Regions from separate parts of the Homo sapiens genome. Here all the other regions are linked to region 1. A link is a loop called in an ENCODE intact Hi-C map of the cell type or tissue named here. Cell type or tissue: ascending aorta. All regions are shown on one strand.

Region 1 (4,000 bases):
ACACTTCATGTGAACACTTTGTTTGGAACAACAAATTCACATTTAAAGTATGTGAATCTGCCACTGCAAAGTTTATGAAATCTAAATACAGATCAAGTATTTTCAATGAAAATTTAGCACCCAAACTGAGATGGGCTGTTAAGTGTTAAATATATACCAGATTTTTAAGAGTTAGTATAAATAAAAGAATGTAAAGTACCTCTAACATTTTCATATTGTGTCAAGATGATAATATTTTAGATATACTGGGTCAAATAAAATAATGTTAAACAATTTCACCTGCTTCTACCACTTACTCGCTCTGTGGTTTTGGGCAATTCCCCTAAACTCTCCAGGCCTCTGTTTCTGCTTATCTAAAGTCACTGAGTGGAAAGGCCCTGCAGGCTCATCTCAGGCTGTGGCTGAGGGAGGATGAGGACACTTAGTGGGAGGGGTAGTTCTGCAGCCATACTGTAAGGCTGGGTCTTGGGAGGGGTCACAGCCCCTAGTACAACAGGAATGCCCACCCCCACCGCTAGCATGAGGGTACATCTTCCCAGGGCTTGAAAGTAAGATTTACTTGACACACTCTGCCTAAGAATTGGCTCTGAGCTTGGTTTGTTGGTTCTGTCGAAGGTAGTAACAACCGCATCCTTCTAGCTTCTTGAGCCCTTCCTTCCTCTCCACTGAGCTTCTGAGCTGGGTGGGCCTAGGACCCTCCCTGTCCTCTGTCCCTGGGCTCCAGGGCCCTGCCTTGGACCTGCCTGAGTAAGGGAACAAGTAGAGGGGCCTGCCCTGCTCTTCTCTGGGCTTTCCCAGTCTTCTCTAGGCGGCTGGAGGGGTGGGGATGAGGGCAACAGGGGACAGCAGCTTCTAGGATGGATACTTGGGGTTCCAGGCTGGATAATTGTGCTGGTGGTGGGGGGATCGGTGTGAACTTGACCCTGAGGCAGTCAGCAAGGGGCCCTGGGCAGCTTGCACGTGTATGTTTTGGTGTGGGGGTGTGATCAGGTCTGTGTGAGAGGAAGGGCAGAGGCTTTGCAGAACAGCAGAGGCAGATGTCTCTGATTTTGATCACTTAGTTCCACATACCTGGGGCTGCCTGAGATACGGTGCAGCTGTTTTCTGTCGTGCTGATATGCAGACAAAGCTAAAGAAGAGCCCGCGACCACTGAGCACCTGTTACGGGAAAGGTACCACGTGGGGAGCTTTAAGCACCTGCCATCATCGAATCTCCGTGGTAACCCAAGAGAGGAAAGGCCCCATAGAGAATTTCCCGAGGCTGCAGAGCTGGGCGGGGCAGAGATCGGATTTGAACCCAGCTGTCTGATATCAAGGCTTGGGGTCTTGAAGACAAATGGCTTACCCAGGGTGGGGTGGCTCACGCCTGTAATCCCAGCACTTTGGGAGGCCCCAGGCGGGCGGATCACTTGAGGCCAGGAGTTTGTGACCAGTCTGGCCAACATGATGAAACCCCATCTCTACTAAAAATACAAAAATTAGCTTGGTGTGGTGGTAGGTACTTGTAATCCCAGCTACTCGGGAGGCTGAGGCAGGAGAATCGCTGGAATCTGGGAGGCAGAGGCTGCAGTGAGCCGAGATCGCGCCATTGCACTCCAGTGTGGGCGACAGAGTGAGACTCCATCTCAAAAAACAAAACAAAACAAAACCACACACACACAAAACACAAACAAACAAAAAACAAGTTGCTCACCCTTAGCTGCACGTGTCCTCAGAAGCGGTTCACTATAACCCCAGTGGCCCTGGCTTCAGGGATGGGAATCGGGGAGGGGCCAGTCCTGGAGCAGAGCCTGGCCTGGAGCCCAGGTGGCGCTGAGTTCGCTCTGCTCCTGACGCCAGTCCCTGGACCCTGCGGTGTGTGTTCCCAGGGCGGGCAGGAAGGCTCTTAGAGGGTGAGCCAGGCTGTCCACAGGCGGCCTGAGGGGTCTGAATGGGAGGGCCAAGCGGCCTAACTCATGCGCGGTTTGCTCTTTAAACAGCTGCGCAGGTAGTCAGATGGCCTGTGAAGGTGGAGAAGGCCTTGCTGTCCCTCCTGGGACCGGGAGTCTCAACTTGCAGTCCAGAGGACATGGGACTCAAATCGGACTCGGCCACCGCCTCCTGGCCTGAGGCTGGCGGATCAGACGCTGCTGCCACCCGCCTTTGGGCTCGAGCAGGTCATTTTCCACATGGCCACTGGGTGTCGCCCTCGCTCCACGAGTGGGCCGCCCTCGCCTCTGTCCCCGGCTCCTTGAGCGCCTACTGTGTGCTGGCCTGTCCCGCGCGGGGAGGTGGCCCCTTGGCCAGGCTCTGTTCTGAAGGCAGATGGGCCTGACTCAGCCAGAGATGGTGCTGTTGCTCCCTGTAAACGCAAGCTGTTTGCAGACAACAGCAGGATGTATCCCGACTGTGTAAGAGCATGCTTTTCTGTGGATGGTATGGTTTGGCTCTGTGTCCCCACCCAAATCTCGTGTTGAATTGTAATCCCTATGTGTCAGGGGACGGACCTGGTGGGAAGTGATTGGATCAGGGGGGCGGTTCCCCCCTGCTGTTTGTTCTCGTGATAGTGAGTTCTCACGAGATCTGATGGTTTAAAAGTGTTTGGCAGTTCCCCCCTCTCTCCCTCTCACCTGCGACCATGTGAGGTGTGCCTGCTTCCCTTTCGCCTTCCACCATGATTGTAAGTTTCCTGAGGCCTCCCAGCCATGCGGCAACTGTGAGTCAATTAAATCTATTTTACTTACAAATTACCCAGTCTCGGGCAGTTCTTTATAGCTGTGTGAAAACAGACTTAATACAGTAGAGGTCTTGGCTGTGTAGTCTTGGAGGCTCACCTGTTTAAGGAGTCTCCAGACCTCTTGGTGTCCGTTATTACTTTTGTGCCCTAGCTCACTCCCTGGGGCTTGGGAGTGCTGGTAACAAGGCCCCGTGCCTTATCGAGCAGGGATGGAAGAGCCTCTGATGTCTAGTCACGTGAGCGTTGCTGACAGCCGTGGAAAAGCCACTGCCCAGGGGGCTTGCACCTCGCAGATGCAGGAGGTCCTCACTGGACCATCTGAATGTGCTGGGAGGCAGGTGGAAGAGACCATCAGCCACCATCCCCGGGCCATCCGTGCCACAGGTGAGTCACCTGAGGTCACACAGGACAATGGCTTGCTCAGGGTTACTCGGCTGGTTGGGGCTGAGGTCTCCTCTGCCTCAGTTTCACCCCAGAAAAGGTGCTGATCACAGGCTAAGTCATGATACCCCCAAATTCGCATGTTGATGTTCTAAACCCCAGTACCTCAGAATGTGATGAAATAAGGAAATAAAGAATTTCAAATAAGGAAATACAGTGGTTGAAGATGTAGTTAGTTAAGGCAAAGTCATAGTGAAGTCAGGTGGGCCCCTAATCCAACGTGACAGGTGTCCTTGGAAAGCGGGGAGACTGGACACGGCAGGAGGCAAGAGGCCGTGCACGTCTGCTGTTTAAGCTGCTCCGTCTGTGTGGCATTGTTGCGGCAGCCCCAGCAAGCAAATCCAGTGCCCACGCCTGGGGGGCTGCTCCCGCCCCTGGACTCTGCCCTCCTGAGCCTCCCACTGTGACCCCCAGCTTTCCTTTGTCTCCTTACTTGGCCCTCTGGCTGAACAACTCCTCTTTCTCTCCCCACTGCTTCCAAGACTCGTATTGTGCTCTGTGTTCCAAAATGACCCAGCCTGCATCACTTCCCAAACAGATCTATTTTTTCAGAAAGTTGAATTCTAGCAGAAGGCAGCAGGAAAACAGCCTGATCAAGCTGATTCACACTAAGGGGTGAGTGACTAACACCTGGGTAGTGTGATTCCAGGGAACAGCCTCACTTAGCTCTTCTAGGACACTTACATGTTCAAAGAGGAGTTTGTTAATTCCTAAAGAGGCCCTTTTGCCAAATGGAGATTATTTTGTAATGTGAATGTTTGTCCCCATTACAAGTCACTCAGTTAACAAGTTAGCATGTTTTCTTTCTGTGTCTCTGCTGCTGACTCAGGGGCCCAGGACTGG
Region 2 (4,000 bases), 1.4 Mb after region 1:
GAGATAGTATCTCACTGTGGTTTTGATTTGCATTTCTCTAATGATTAGTAATGTTAAGCATTTTTTCGTATTGATAGTCATGCATATGTCTTCTTTTTAGAATTGTCCATGTCCTTTGCCCATTTTTTAATGGGGCTGTTTGATTTTTTGCTTGTTGATTTGTTTAAGTTCCTGATAGATTCCGGATATTAGACTCTTGTCGGGTGCATAGCTTGCAAATATTTTCTCTTATCCTATAGGTTGTCTGTTTACTCTGTTGATAGTTTCTTTTGCTCTGCAGAAGCTCTTCATTTGATTTGGTCCCACTTGTCTATTTTGTTTTTGTTGCAATTGCGTTTGGAGACTTCCTCATGAAATCTGTGCCAAGGCCTATATCTGGAATGGTATGTCCTAGGTCTTTTAGGATTTTTAGAGTTTTAGGTCTTACATCTAAGTCTTTAATCTATCTTGAGTGGATTTTTGTGTATGGTGAAAGGTAGGGGTCTAGTTTCATTCTTCTGTCTGTGGCCAACCAGTTATCCCAACACCATTTATTGAATAGAGAGTTCTTTTCTCTTGCTTGTTATTATTGACTTTGTCACAGATCAGATGGCTGTAGGTGTGCAACTTTATATCTGGGTTCTCTAACTTGTTCTATTGGTCTATATGTCTGTTTTTGTACCAGTGTCATGCCATTTTGCTTACTGTAGCCTTGTAGTATAACTTGAAATCCAGTAGTGGAGATTTCTCAAAGAACTTAAAACAGAACTACCACTTGACCCAGCAATTCCATTACTGAGTATATATCCAAAGGAATATAAATAGTTCTACCAAAAAAAAAAACACATGCATGTGTATGTTTATCACAACACTACTCACAGTAGCAAAGACACAGAATTAACCTAGGTGTTAATCATCAACAGTGGAGTGGATGAAGAAAATGTGGTACATATACATTATGGAATAACATGCAGCCATAAAAAGAAATGAAATCATGTCCTTTGCAGCAACATGGACAGCAACTAAATAAGAAGCTCCCAGCATGTTTCTTAGGCATGCTAATGTAGAGTGACAAGGGAGATTAGATAACATCTTTATTGGGGAATAATATTACTAAAGAGAATGAGGAGAAAGAGCCAAAGCAAGAAACTTGCAAAGAGAATAGATAAAGAAATAGAAGGTTACAAGAATTAAGGAAGACGTTCCAAGAAGGGGGTAGTTGTCAAAGGCATTGAATGCCTCAGAGAGCGCAAATAAGATAATAAAGACAATCTGCACAGCTCTGAGACTTCAGGAAGCTGATCATTCCAGGCTGAGATGTGTATTTTGTCCTTTTTCAAAGAGGCCTGCTATGATCAAAGCTTTAGATCAATAATTATGTAGTAACATGGACATATTTTGAGTTTGAAAGGCTGCGCATATGGTGACCATTGACCAAGATGTCAGGAAGGAGGAGATACAGGCTTTGGGTGAAATGATAGAGCTGGTTTGGAATCCATTGTGTTTAAGGTATCTTTGAGATAATCAGGCATGGCTTTACAGAAATAATTAGTGCCCAGAAAGGAGGTTGAGTCTACAGTGTACAAATGAGGTTTCATCCTCCTGCATGTGGTATTGGGCTTCAAAGATGAATGAGATTGTCCAGAGAGAATGTGTGACTGGTGAAGAAATAGGAACCATTTGTGTGATTCAGACAAGAAATGTTTTTCATATGATCAGAGAAAAGGTCCAGGCTGATGGCCAGACAAAGGGACACAATGCAACAGTCACTGAGCTGGGCTGGAACTGTTGAAATCTCTGTTTGGGGTGTCTGTGGGTTTTGCACAACTCCTGCCTGCTTTGCCTGCCCTTAGTTACTTCACAGGATCCACTGGAGAGAGCTATGGGAAAAGTTGGCTTGGGTGTTACTCCCCCAGCCCCTCCCACTGATGGTTAGTTATTTCCCCCTTTGATTTCATTTCTTGGTAAAAGCCATCAGTTACACTTCAGGCAATCCCTGTAGTGTTATTTTGCTTCTTTTCTTGGCTCTTTTATCTCCAGATAAGAGACAGTACGTCCCCATAGACAATGGTGCTGCTTTTAGCCTCCCAGTGGACATCTCCCTTTCCACTAGCCCTGAGATGGAGACTTCAGGGAGAAGAAGAGAGTCTTGCACAATCATGATCAAATGTATGATTTATTTTAAGCTAACAAACAATTGTTCTGACTCCCTCAGGGGACAAATTCTAATATTTCCAAAAGAAAGTGGAGCCAGCACCACGGGCTGGCTCGTTGAGATGTACTGTAAATAGCTTCCAAATCGGGAGTAAAAAATGCAGCTCAGTTGGAAGGAGAGAAGACAAGGCCCAGAGAAATGGCCACGTTGGCTCATTATTTTTCTGAAGATGTCCATATTGGCACTGCTCAGCCCGATGTCGGCAGAACACATTTATTGCCTCACACAGCCAGCCTTTGTCATGTGGAATCAGTTGACATCTGGGGGCTGTTTCATGTTTCTCTTCTTCATCTGCCCTCACTCAAGTATTTGGAGACATCAGTTACTAAACCAAGCATGAAGAAAGCAATGCTAATTAGGTCATCCTCTATAGTGCAGTACACATGGTAAGGCTCTATTAAAATAAATAATGGAATAATTAATGAATTCATTAGCAAATTCATTTCCTGTCAGTTTGAGTCTCATCTGAGGGCTCGTTGCAGAGGTTGTTCCTAATTTCATTAAAGACAAGGACTTAAGCAGATCTGTGAAAATTTTCAGGATATCACATATTGGGGAAAATGATGATAGAATTTTTCTTTTACCCCTTTCTCATGTCATGGCAGGGATTGGGAGGGGAGCTGTTGTTAACCATCTCCTAATGTGAATATGTAAGGATGAGGGTTTGGCGGGTAGATGGATAGGTCTTCTAGCTAACAAAAGAGGAGGAAGGAGCATCCCAGGATGCTTCCCACGTAAGTCAAGAGCCAAGCACAATGGGGATCTGAATGGCAGCCAACATCAATTGTTGTATCATCTTGGCAATTCTTGGTGCAGAGACTTGTTTGTCCAAGGACTTGAAGTTTAAGGACAAGGCTGCAAACTCTAAAGGACTATGTCCATCATTAGCAACTATACAAGCTTAACCCTGAGTCAAATTTATTCCTGTCTTTGTGTCTGAATATAACCTCAGCTGGACCCTAATAGCTGTTTTTTACTCACACCTAGAAAATTACTCACTGAATTTTCCCCAACAGCTATTTAAAAGTGTCTCCATTCTTTCCAAATCCTTTACCAAACTCTGTCTTGATCATTTCCCAGAAGTATTTTAGATTGCCTTCTTTGCTAAGATTGAGGCCATCTGAGGATGAGGTCCTTTTCTCTCCACATAGCAGAAGAGAAGAAGTCTTTCTGCCGTCTCGCACCTTCCCTTCAACCTTAGAGAAAGTACTGCCCCTCCAAACCATGGTGACACAACCTCACTTATCCTCAGAATCCCCTCATTTCCACTTTCTCAGGGGCCTTACCCCAACAACTATTCCCCCCCTTTCTCCTTTTTCCTCTATCCTATATTAATCCAAATTTCTAAACATATTTATGCTGCTTTGACATTCTGGGGGGCCTAACTGGACAGGGAGAGACTGCCCCTCCCAGGGATAGCTAATCCCCAGAGACAATAAGCAACTGGCCTGCCAACACACCTCTCCCATGCAAACCAACCAGTCCTTAGAGGCCAGGCCCTTAACCTCCTTCTTTATCTAGCTTTCCCATACCAAACCAATATTTTCCCTGCCCTAAATCGACCCAGGAACCAACCATCCTATAGCCCAGAGCCTGCCGACATTATTCAAGAGCCAGTCCTAAGCTGTTTCCCTGCTCTGCTCGCCATTCCCACAGAAAACACAATAAAAGCACCGAGCCAAGCTTTCCCTGACAGTCCTGCCTTTGCTTCCTGACCAAACCTGGTGTGGGAACCGCGGCCCTATATGGTGTGGCCTGCTTCCTTCTCTTGAAAACCATAAGTAACAAACTTTTCTTTTAGTAGCA
Region 3 (4,000 bases), 180 kb after region 1:
ATTGGCGGGGTCACGATGGCAAAACTGCTTGTTCTGCCTCAGCTGGGACAGACTGGGGGGGTGGCGATGACTTGCCAGCCAAGTGAGAATAAACACAGCATACTTCTAGTCCAGTCCTGCGGGGCCTTGGTCTTGACCTGCCAAGGCCATTCCTGGGCACACTCTGCTTCTCTCTCCAGCCAGACCACTGTGTTTGTGCAAAAAGAGGTCGAGCTCATTGCATATCCAGCATGGATCCCCTGCCCTTGGCTCTGGGGAATGATCTGGAGGCACTGTGCCGGAGTGCTGTGTGTACTGTTGAGGCTCCATAAATGTTCAAGAGCTGTAGACTTCAGGGCTAGAGGGATCTTTGGAATCAGCCCAACCCAACCCCCTTTCACAAGGGTTCTCAACAGGGACACCCCCAAGTATTAGGGACTAGAATCACTTGGGAGGGCACTTTCAAATTAAATGGACCCCCTCAGCAATTCAGATCATTGCCTCCCAGGGGTGTGTGTGTTGGGGGGGATGGGTGGAAGGTAAATAATGTGTCCTAACCGTGTTGAGTTGGAGCAGATGGGTGATTGCAAACTATAACCCACCAAATTCCATCTTCCAGACCCTGCCTGAATGCCTCTAGCTATGGAACTCTCTGCATGCATAGTGTCCATTTTTGTTGTTAGACAGCTTGACCATTAGAGAGAAGAGCTGCGTCCCTGGACTGATACCATTGGTTCTAGTTCAACGGAGAGACACAGCTTGGAGTCGGACAAACCTGGATTTTAATCTCACTTCTGCCATTTATTTAGACATACACGCTTGTCAAGAGACCTACCACCTCTAAGTCCCTTTTTTCCCTTCTTCAAAATAGGGATAATTGTGGCTACTTTTTGGAGTTGTTGTAGGGATTGCAGGAAATGATGAGAGTAGAGAGCTCATCCTAATGCCTGGCAGTCACTCAGTATCTTGTATTCCAGGGAGCCTGTTGGCTCCCTCTTCTGTGAGGTTGTGCTTCAGGTATGTGAAGATGGTGCTTATGCTCCCCTGCTACTACTTATTACAAATGGGAGCATCAGTCTGTTTTTATTAAACACAGGGCAAGCAGAGCAGGAGTGTAATAGTCCAGTAGATCTGCCATTATCAAGTACACAGAATGGGTGGCCTAAACAGCAGAAATCAATTGTTTTACAATTCCAGAGTCTAGAATTCTAAGATGAAGGTGTTGGCAGGGTTGATTTCTTTGGAGGCCTCTCTTTTTGGCTCATGGATGACTGTCTTCTCCCTGTGTCCTCACATGGTCTTTCTTATGTTTCTGTGTCCCAGTCTTCTCTTCTTACAAGGATACTGGTCATACTGGATTAAGGCTTCCCTAATAATCTCATTTTAGCTTAATTACCTCTGTCTTCGACTACAGTCCCATTCTGAGGTCCTGGGGGTTAGAATTTCTACATATAAATTTCAAGGAACACAATTCAGTCCATAACAAGGTTTCAGAGGAAAGCACAGATGTTTAAGGTAGTTTAGTTGAGCGATAAGCTGAATGCCATTCGTGTTTGCTCGCCGTTGGTTGACCTGCCTAGTGGTCCTATCCTGAGGCCCAGCTGGATGGAAGCCGCCTGCCTGGGCCTGGGCTACTGCTGGCACTCCACAGCGTGGGGGAGCTCTGCCCTCTCTACTGAGTGGCTGTGGAGTGCATTTCCATCGCTGACACCTTGAAATGTTTTATAGGGCAATTCCTGCTTGTCAGCAGCCGCGTTTCTTAATCAGCTCCTCGTTCATTTCTCTAAAGGCGCCTGACACTTTTGACTAGCTCCAGAGGGTTTGGTGTGGGCACGAACATCCATGTGTTCTTGGATCCAAGTGCACTCATACCCTGGGACCATGCCAGAATTCCCAACTTCTTCCATTATTCTTAGCCTTGAAATGGTGAGAGCAGGCATTTCAAAACCAGACTTGGGTTTTTGCAAACATAGTTTGGCCTTCCTGCCTACCTATTTTTATTTCCTTCATATTTGGAAAGAGAAAATTCCCAGACATGGGCCTGGGAATCAGGCCATTCTCAGGTCAGCTTGTAGCTCCAGTTTCTTACTTCTTGCCTCTGCCTTTTCAGAGAAAGCATTGTTTTAGCAAACTGCATTGTGGACTCCCATGAATGGATCAGGTGGTCACCTCTACCCAGTGAAGGGCATTGGAATGGTAGTTCTGGCTCCACCAGCTGCTCTTGTGTTCTTGCAACTGTGGCCCCTTTCAGGTGTGTAGAGGAGCAGAGCTGTTGATATAGCTGCCCCGGTGGAGTAAATGTTATGTCCATTGTTTTGGTTGGAATTACTGTCCCCAGGTACATGTTCATCCTACCTGGTCCTGCACACTGGCAATCTGGCAGCCACCAACTTCATCTAGGATCTGCTTCAGGAAAGTGATTAATATTCAGGCCCATCCCCAGCTCCTGCCCTTCCTTTTGCCATATTGTTTGTCCTGTGGCCTGGGCCACCAGAGCACAGCTATGGCTCCTTCCTTCTCAGCCACATACCACAGGGGACATAAACCCAGAGGAATAGTCCTTGCTGTGGTCTATCTTTCCTGGATGTAAGGCTTGTGCCCCCTGCCTGCCTTTGGTGGTACCTAGGTAATGTCATCTATGGGTGGGGACAGAGGGTCTTTTTCGCTATAAGGAGATAGCTTTGGCAGCAGTGGCTGTTTGAAAGAAGATTGGCCCCAGCCAGGGGAGTTCCTGCAACCCTCATCCATCAGCAACACTGCTTGGGTGTAAGTGAGAATGAAACAGCTGAAAACATTTGTTTAGCTTTTATACACATTTGTTTGAACGTTATTTATTTTTCCTCTCCTGCTGTGCCTTCTCTAGGAACAGGCAGGGAAGCTAGCTTTTTAGATCTCTTCTAGCATTTTGCAATGGTGGTGTGTTTGAGAGTAAGTGTGCATTTATTTAATGAGCCCTAAGTATTAATTTTATTTTCAGGAAAAAATTCATGAAAATGCACCCCCTGCCAACCAAATTCAGTGGACCAAGCACTTTGCCTATTTTGATGGGAGGAGTAGAGGTTGACAGCAAGCCTCGTGCCTGGCAGAGGATGAGGATTAGTGACAGGGGCTCTGACTGTGTAGGAATCTCCAGATATGGCCAGTAGGATTGTGAATTCCCCTGAAACCATGCCAGACAAGGACCAGGTGAAAGATTTCAGGGGTGGATAGCATGGAGAAACTTGGGGTGGCAGAAAAAAGTGTCATCAGTACCCAAAAGGCCCTCTTGTGACCTTCTGTGCGTGGCTGTCTAGTGGACAGAACTAGGACCAATAGGTAGACTTTATGATGTGGCCAGTTTCAGCTTACCATAAGGACCCATTTCCTCATGGAGAGCTGTCCAGCATGGGTGGGGAGTGGAACCGTCAGAGACCAGCTGAAACTACTGAGCTGAGATGTGTGCAGGTGCCCTGAGTGCTGGTCATCCTCTTGCCCCTGAGCTTCCTCCTGAGACTTTGCATTCAGCCTGGAGTGCAGCAGCTGCGTATACTTACTTTACTTCTTAGCTTTGTCCTAGGTCTCTCTTTCCCTCCTTGTTGTCCCCACTGGAGAAGAGACCTTTTGTGATAGAGCTGCAGTAAGGCACAGTTTCAAGGTTGTACTACTTTGTGTTCAGTATTCTATGCTGCCTTCAGCCTCCTACCCCATGCCTACCTCCCTCCCTCCCCTCCCAGCTCCCTTCATGTCTGGCCGTCACCGCAACCTGCAGCATGGGGATCTGTCCTCCCAGCAGCAGGGCCCTGGGTTGTGCCCTTCTCAGGCCCTCACTTTATAGAGCGCACAGTGCAGCAATATTGTTGGAGCCAGGAGAAGTTATGGTCTAAGGAAGAGAGCAGCATGTGGGGACCATTGTGCACTAGAAGGAAATCCAGGACTCTCTTTGATGGGAAAGAGCCTGGATTAATAGGATCTGCCCTTTCTCCCAAGTTCTGGCTGCAGCATCCCACACCCTGCAGATCAGAAGGACACACTGAGCCTTCAG
Region 4 (4,000 bases), 1.5 Mb after region 1:
CATGCAACCACATCTGGTTAGTTTTGTATTTTTAGTAGAGACAGGGTTTCACTGTGTTGGCCACGCTGGTCTCAAACGCCTGATCCTCAAGTGATCTGCCCACCTTGGCCTCCCAAAGTGCTGGGATTATAGGTGTGAGCCACCGCATCCAACCAATGTAGGGTTTTACATAAGGAAGACTAATTGGCCTGGAAGAGGAAGAGGTGAGAACCTGCCCTTTGTGGCGATTATTGGGCAAAAAAGGGAGAAAGGAGAGCAGAGTGATCAAGCACTGGATGTTCTGAAGAAGGAACACAGACATATCAAGAAAGGGCTGGTGTGCCAGCAAAGGTATGGGATCAGAGCAAAGGCCAGGGTCAGGCCTTTGAGGCTTGAGCCAAGCAGTGTGGACCCAGACTCCAGCCGAGCAACTACTTTACAATCAGGAAGAGCAGAGGGTCGATATCACACCTCACAGATACCCTGCTCCCATAGCCATCAACACAAAATCACAAAGACACAGCCCTCTGCCATAAACTCAGCTACCAGCTTGGAGAAAAACAGAGGAAGAAAGAAAACACCCAAAAGCTGAGAGTTTATTTGGATTATTGACCAGAAAGAGAGTTATTTGAAGAGGCAGCTTTAATTATGCAAATGAACAGAATTGACCAGAGAGGGGCATATACAAAAGATGAAATCAGTTATCAAAGAACAGTAGATATATATTTTATTTGAATTTATTTATTTATTTACAACTCCAAATATGTTTGCAGCTTGTTATGATTATTGAAATGCACTAATCATTGTATCTGTGTATTAAATGACTTATTAAAATTACCTAGGGCTGGTGCAGCTTGTTTTGATTATTGAAATGCACTAATCATTGTATCTGTGTATTAAATGACTTATTAAAATTACCTAGGGCTGGTACAGCTTGCTGCAGATCCTCAGGAATATTTTAATATATTGATTGGTGTATCTATTATTTATGTAATGCACTATTTAATCACTTGGTTTCTTTTAATGGTTATTTTTATGCTAACCTTTTTATTTATTGCATGTGACACTAGTTTTCCAGTTATAAAAATGACATAAAGTTTCCTTTTAAAATTAAGTTTTTTAAAAAAGAGTTGATTTAAAAAAATATTTAATAAATAATAGTGCAAATGGATAGCAGACATAGCAACAATTATAAAGTTGGTATCAAAATGTCTGAAGTTTGAGAGGTGATACTCTAATGAAAATTATGGGATCTTCATCCACAAGGAAACTTGAAATGTGCACAAGCACCTAATAATCCTTTCGATAACTGGAAGCAACAGCACCAGGCTGGGCCCGTTAAGGGAAGGCTGATTGGTTAAGAAAATCATTCAAAGAATAAAGGGTACTCACATTGGAGCTCTTTTTATGTGCTGATGCTTTACATATATGGTTCTAATTTAACCTTTACAGCAGCTCTGTGATTACATTTTAAATGAGTACACCAAAGGCCTGAGAGTTAAGAGATGGATCCAAGTTCATGTAGCTAGTAAACAGCAAAGCTGAAATGTGAACCCTACTCCCTAAGAGCCAAGATATGTACTAAATCGAAGAGTTGAAGTTTGTCACTGAGATTCATTAAACAGCTATCCAAAACAAACAAACAACAACAAACAAACAAACAAAAACAGCTGTCCCAAGAGTAGTTGGGCCTATGTCTGTCTCCTTTCAGATTTCTCAAACCGCAACTGGATGTTGCTGCCCCAAGGGATGAAAAGGAGGAAGACAGTCCCTTAGCCAATAAGTAAAGAAGACGGCTCAGAGACCTTGACCTCTGAGACCGTGCCCGGGATGCACCTCAAATCACCAGGGTGTGACCGACCACTCATGGGCAAATAGCATGCGAGGTTTGTCTGTTGTGGTCATCCTGCGGCTAAACTAGAATCCTAGCCTGGGGAGAGTCAGCAGTAGTGTCTCTTAGTTTATAATTCATTAGAAAATGTCAATCCCCACTTCTTGGGATAGTTCAAGGGTATAGTGACAGGAATCTGAGTTGGCTACTGGTCGGTTAGGTCGTTGGTTTCACAAGCAAATGCTTCCCCCTAGTGGCTATGGCTGGTCATTGCATGTGCCTCCTCTCAGGACTCACTTCTGGAAAACTCTAAGGTGACTGTGCAATGTGGGTCACAAACAATTCTCCCTCACCTCCTACCCCCAGTAACTGCCCCACCCTGTAATATTCCTCAACAGTCCCTCTGTGCTTGCTGGACTGCCTTTGCGCCTCCTGCCCACCCTTCCCAAGGTATACTGGCTGCTTTCCAGACTTCCGGGTCCCCTCGTCCAGGACACTGGTTCTTCTCTCCTGTGCCTGGACCAGGCTGACAGCTCTTTCTGAGCATCTGCAGGCCCTGAAGCTTTGGGGACAGCGCCCTCTCCTGCTAACTTCAGTTTCACGCATGCAATTGACTCGCCCCCAAAACCGGATTGGAAAGTCTTCTCCAGACTTTCTATCCCTTAATGCAACCAGCCTAGAGAGGACTAGGCCTGTGGGTTAGAGGGATTTTATTAAATGCTGAACTCTTTTAGGAAGATGACTGAATCAGTCAAGGTTTTTCAGAGAGATAGAACCAATAAGCTAGAAAGAGACAGAGAGAGAGGAGAAATGATTAATTAAGGGAATTGGCTCACTTTGTAAGGAAGGCTGAGAGGTGTCACAACAGGCCGACTGCAAGCTGGAGAACCAGGAAAGGCAGTTGCATGGTTCAGTCCGGATATGAAGGCCTCAGAACCAAGGAAGCCGATGGTGTAACTCTCAGTCTCAGGCCAAAGGCCTGAAAGCTGGTGGGTGGTGGAGGTGGTAGGGACAGGGAATGCTGGTGTGAGTCCTACAGTCCAAAAGCCAGAGGAACTGGAATTCTGACATCCAAGGGCAGAAGGAGAAGGGCATCCAAGCTCTGGAAGAGAGAGAGAACAAATTCACCATTACGTTACCTTTTTTTTTTTTTTTTTTCCATCAGAGCCCTCAGTGGAGTGAATGGTGCCCCCACATTAGGTGAGGATGGCTCTCCCTTATTCAGTCCATTGATGCAAATGCCAGTCTCTCCTAGAAACATCCTCAGAGACACACTCAGAAATAAAGCTCTACCAGCTAGCTAGGTGTCCCTGAATACAGTCAAGCTGACACCTACAATTAACTATCACAATGACTAAGAAAGTACCTTGATTTCAGTAAGTCATCTTCTCAGACTCCTTTTGCAGCCGTACCCTGGGATCCTACAGGAAATAGAAGAGGAGAATTGTGTTTCTCTGAAACTCATCGCCTCTGCAGTATGACCCTGGGCTACACTTCCAGATAAATCTTCCCAAAACTATCAGCACTTACTCCAAGAACTCCAGCCCAAAGGAGCCAATCACTGCTTCCCACTTCACTGACACCCACCACCCCGTCTACTTGAACCCTCTTAATTTCCCAAACTTCTAATCATTCATCAAAGTTCAACTAAAATGCTTCCTGGTCCACAAAACTGTCATTATTCCCTAAGGCTTCAGCCTGAGATATTTCCCTCCTCCCATCTCCCTATTTGTTCTGAGACTTTCTTTAGAACAATTGTCACTTTATTACCACTACTGCTGCTATTGTTGCTATGGCTAATTCTACTCTTTACTCTTATTTCTTTTTAAATTTTATTTTAGGTTAAAGGGGTGCACCTGCAGGTTACCTGGGTATACTGCATGATGCTGAGATTTGAGGTATGAATTCCTGTCACCCAGGTACTTAGTACCCAATAATTTTTTGACCTTTGCCCCCTCCTTCCCACTCCCTCCAGTTTCTATTGCTGCTATCTTTATGTCCATGAGTACTCAGTGGCTAGCTCCCAGTTATAAGTGAAAACACGTGGTATTTGGTTTACTGTTCCTGCATTCATTCGCTTACAATAGTGGCCTCCAGCTGCATCCATGTGGCTGCAATGGACATTATTTCATTCTTTTTTATGGCTGCATAGTATTCCATGGTGCATATGTATCACATTTTCTTTTCCAA
Region 5 (4,000 bases), 960 kb after region 1:
GTGAGTATAGTCCATGAGCAGGTGTTTGCAAGGAGAAGCGAATTCACCAGAATTCAGTCCTAATCAGGCCTCTTATTATGTCCTGTGAGACCCTTAATCATCTAGTATTCTGGAATTTCATGATTCAAACTTGTGTTATGGTAGAAATTCTACCTAAAAATGAAGGACATATTCTATCTGTATATTAAAGGAACCTACAAGTTCTTCATCTGAAAACTATACCTAAGCTCCCTTTAATCAAGTTTGAACATTATTCAGGTGACTGCATTACTTTTATTTACTTATAATCAAGTACCAAAGCTCTTGCAGCAAGCAGGATGGCAAATGGAAATAACAGGCACTTTTTTACATGTTCCTGCTCAAATCCAGTTCTGCCACTTATTAGCTGGGTGACCTTGGATGAGTTACTTAACCTCACTAAATCCCAATATCTTCGCTGTACAATCAACTCAAAGCTGTCAGAGTCACAGAATCATAATGAAGAATAAATGACTGAATATATGTAAACCACTAGGCATAAAGTCTGGGAAAGAATAGGTACTAAGCGAGTCTTTGCATCAATAGCCTGAACATCTATGTTGCCACACTACTATTTGCTTGATATGATTCTTCTTATTGGGAATTAGCCTATTCCCAATATTCAGTTCTAAATGTCCTTATAATACACGGGTAGCATTACAAATTGTGTGTGTGTGTGTGTGTGTGTGTGTGTGTGTGTGTGTGTGTGTGTTCAACTATTGAACTGTGGCCTTTAAGGCACAGAAACAAGCTGACTGTGGGGGTTTCCACTGAGTTCATGGGAGGTGAGCAGGAGGGGAGAGATAGCATCAGTAAATTTTCATATTTAGGATCCTGCTCTCTCCTGTGAAACTTGGGCTCTACCTCTGAGGAAGCAAAAGCTTTTCCACAGCAATGCTGCACAGTTAATGCTGATTAATTACAGCAGAATATTTTAGAAATATTAGTTGCTATGTATTATATTTATTAAAAAAACACATTCATACTAACAAGCAAGTCGCTGCTAAATGTGTAAGTTCACTTTTCTCCACCACAGGCCTTTAATTTGTTCTGAACACAAAGAGAGCAATGTCTTGGCAGATTTAGGAATTGAGAGTCCACTTTTCTTGCTGGTTGTTGGAATTAACTTGAGCAAGACCTTTCCCATCTAGAGAATTCAGGGAGTTAGAACCATAAGATATGCAGCCTTTTCTACTTCTCGATTTGTGAGAGTCTAGAACACCCAGGTCCCTGCTGTGTTTCTGCTCTTAGACCTTGAAGCCTTCCAGAGTAAAATTCCTAAATTGGCACAGACGAACCTTTTTGGCATCAAATGGCTCTTATGAAACAGCACACTGATGAATTAAATGAAATGATTCAGAAAAACACCGATTAAATTTCCCTTTAAATACTCAGGGGTTTAGAAATTAAGCAAAACTGCTTGGCACTATGCAGTCTGAATTTTAACAAACCCAAAATGTTTGAAAAATTATTCAAGATGTTTTGACAGAGAATGCCACTATGTTCATCTTTTTTTCCCTGACATCTGTTTTCATCCATAAAAGAGAAAACAGAATTGGGGTGACTAGCTGGTATCCCAGAAAGGACTTTCTCCTATCAAATGGAATAATCCACAGATCTCCTTCTAATACTCACTGGCTTTCTTGTTCTGTTGAAAAGTGATAGAGCTGGTTTGCTTGATTTCACAATTGAAGCAAAATAAAACTGAGTAACTATGAATAGCACAAAGTGATGACCCTAAACACTGAGGTCATTATTTTTAAAGGAAAAAAAAATAATTCCAATTACATGAATTGAATGTCTAATGTTGCCTGGCCTGAGCAGTAAATGCAATAAATGTGAAATACTCCCTCCTGCCTTCAGCCTACTGCCCCCAACATCACCACCAGCAGTCTGGGCCCCTGACCCTCACTCTCCTTCCCAAGGAGGGTTGTGCCATTTGGCAGGAAATAGAAAGACTCCTGAGAGAGCATGTGGTTGAGTAAAAAGAGTTCAGAATGAAGACTCAGAGGTCTCTGGGCTTCAGCTCCAAACCACCACTGCCTGGCTGGATTACCAGGAACAAGTCAGGTTTCATCCAGAAGGTGGCTGCCCTCAGTGACCCCTCCTAAAAAGTGCACAGGATTGGCAATCTCCAAGATAAGTCACCTCCAGTTCTGGAGCATTCTAAGATACTGTCAGGTTATGTTAATTGTACTTTCACAGATGGAGAGTATAGTTTTAAAACTTATACTGATAGACAAATGAGTCACTGATTTTCTAGTTTAATATAACTTTCCAAACAAATATTATCCCCTCACCCAAGTGAGAAACATATCCATGAGTGTATACACACATATCTATCATCAATCAATCTATCTATGTCTTTCTTCTCCATGGAACTATTGCTGATATCACTCATCTCATTTATCCAACTATTGAATTTTCTCATCTTACAATTTACAAAGTGTATTAGTTATCTTATCTTCTTCTCACAACTCTTAAATGGATCAATTAACTCTGTCTTCAAATAATGCTCAAGGAAACTGGTACTTCTCAAGGTGAATTCCCTAAGGTGATATAACTGATAAGTGGCAGGGCTGGGGCTGAGCCTAGGTCTCCTGATATTGGTCTTAAAACATTTTCCTTATAACTTGGGCTGGACTCATTCAATCATGGTCACAGTCTCTGAGGCTGCAAAGGGATATAAAAGGCCATATCTTTGGAGCCCTGGAGCCCTGGAGCAGCAGCAAGCCAGTAGGCTCTTTCCTGTGGTTTTTGTGACCCAGAGCCATTTGGATAATTACCAGGCTGAGATCGGTGAGGCGCAGCCATTCTTTGGCAACTCGGTAAAACAATGCAAGAGAAACAGTTTCCATTGTCTACTCCCAATTCCCCAAGCATGTCAGCAATGAAACTGGGCTGGTTCAGGGTTTCTCATGGCAATCACAGTAGATTTCAAGACTTAAAAGCCAAGTTCATGCTAGAGAAATGAGAAGCCACAACTTTTCACCCTTGCCATTTTATATGCTCTGTAAACTCCCTGTAACTGTGAAATCGGGAAGCTGTAAGGCACCCAAGAGACATCACTGAGCTAGCACTGGTGTTTCACAGCACATGGAGACTGATAACAAAGCCATGGAGATGAATATGCTGTAATAATGATTACAAACAGTCACCTTATAGATCAGATATTTATCTATTTATCATCAGTTATAGTCCAGAAAACCCTTGTATATTTGTTATATCACGTGGTCCTTCAAATAATCCTGTGAGGGAGAAAGGATAAGAATTTTCTTCCGACTTTACAGATGAGGAAGATGAGAATTGCAGAGTCTTGGGAAATGGTACCAACCCAGTCGCTTGGACTGGCAAGCATCCTTTCACCTCATCTCCCTCACTTGTCACAGCTGATCCATCACTGACTCCTTGCCCTCCCTCCACCAAAGTATGTATAAAATCCATCCACCTGTCTGTGTATTCCCTGCTACAGAACTAGTCAAAAGCCCATCTGCCCCTCTCTGACCCTATTGCAGCAATGTCCTAATTGGTCTCTCTGTGTTTTTCCCTGCTTTCTGAAATTCAGATGGAATCTAGGGTCCCTGGGTGGTGCTACACTGATCTCAGTGGGTATCTAGACTCTCAATAGAACCTGCCTGCCTTCCCCACTGCTCCCTTCTCTTCAGCTCACTCTCACATCTCTTCTCTTTGCTTTCTGTGCTCCAATTACATTGGACTTCTTTCAATTCTCAAACTTCCTGTGCTGTCTCCTGCCTTAAGGCCTTTCCACATGTCATTCTCTCTGTTGAAATGTCTTTCCTTGCCCCCTCCCCTACTCGCTCCCATTCCTCTTTGCCATAACTAGGTATCTTTCTGTCCTATTTTAATATTACTTTCTCTCTCATTTCCCTCTCACAAAATTGTAACTTGTATATAGCCCAGATCTTATTCAGAGTCTGACATGCATGCAATAGTGCTTAAATAGTATAATTTTTTCAGTGAA

The links. Peaks named below come from ENCODE experiments on the same cell type or tissue, not always from the same donor. Only the 100,000 strongest peaks of a DNase experiment are listed, where the experiment ranks them.
Region 2: a loop joins it to region 1, with 4 times the contacts of the local background. A loop is called at or near these places in 35 of 110 quality-filtered maps.
Region 3: a loop joins it to region 1, with 2.5 times the contacts of the local background. A loop is called at or near these places in 12 of 110 quality-filtered maps.
Region 4: it touches region 1 in a loop (2.3-fold over the local background); 61 of 110 quality-filtered maps call a loop at or near these places.
Region 5: it touches region 1 in a loop (2.8-fold over the local background); 13 of 110 quality-filtered maps call a loop at or near these places.

Annotation. Positions count from the first base shown.
Region 1 is chr2:19,861,741-19,865,740 of GRCh38, reverse strand. No RefSeq gene overlaps it. Among named protein-coding and RNA genes, the nearest start is that of LINC00954, 5.1 kb to the left of the region's middle. RefSeq lists enhancers at 1,730-2,230, 3,024-3,524. In ascending aorta, a CTCF peak has its summit at 2,180 (motif pointing right); DNase peaks (open chromatin) are centred at 2,180 and 3,650; H3K4me3 peaks cover 623 bases; H3K27ac peaks cover 2,514 bases.
Region 2 is chr2:18,443,961-18,447,960 of GRCh38, reverse strand. The region is part of intron 4 of LOC105373454 (a long non-coding RNA gene); the gene reads right to left. Among named protein-coding and RNA genes, the nearest start is that of RDH14, 110 kb to the left of the region's middle. In ascending aorta, no CTCF peak of the experiment used is centred here; DNase peaks (open chromatin) are centred at 1,800 and 2,305; H3K27ac peaks cover 2,857 bases.
Region 3 is chr2:19,685,984-19,689,983 of GRCh38, reverse strand. The region is part of intron 1 of LOC124905977; the gene reads left to right. Among named protein-coding and RNA genes, the nearest start is that of LINC00954, 180 kb to the left of the region's middle. In ascending aorta, a CTCF peak has its summit at 1,618; a DNase peak (open chromatin) is centred at 1,813; H3K27ac peaks cover 3,923 bases.
Region 4 is chr2:18,385,938-18,389,937 of GRCh38, reverse strand. LOC105373454 (a long non-coding RNA gene) reads right to left here and starts at 3,397. Exons shown (of 8, transcript XR_001739302.1): 1 at 3,177-3,397; 2 at 2,647-2,912. RefSeq lists a silencer at 2,016-2,145. In ascending aorta, a CTCF peak has its summit at 2,078 (motif pointing left); a DNase peak (open chromatin) is centred at 2,077; H3K27ac peaks cover 617 bases.
Region 5 is chr2:18,898,756-18,902,755 of GRCh38, reverse strand. All of the region lies in intron 4 of LOC105373456 (a long non-coding RNA gene), which reads right to left. Among named protein-coding and RNA genes, the nearest start is that of LINC01376, 130 kb to the left of the region's middle. In ascending aorta, no CTCF peak of the experiment used is centred here; a DNase peak (open chromatin) is centred at 1,993; H3K27ac peaks cover 3,791 bases.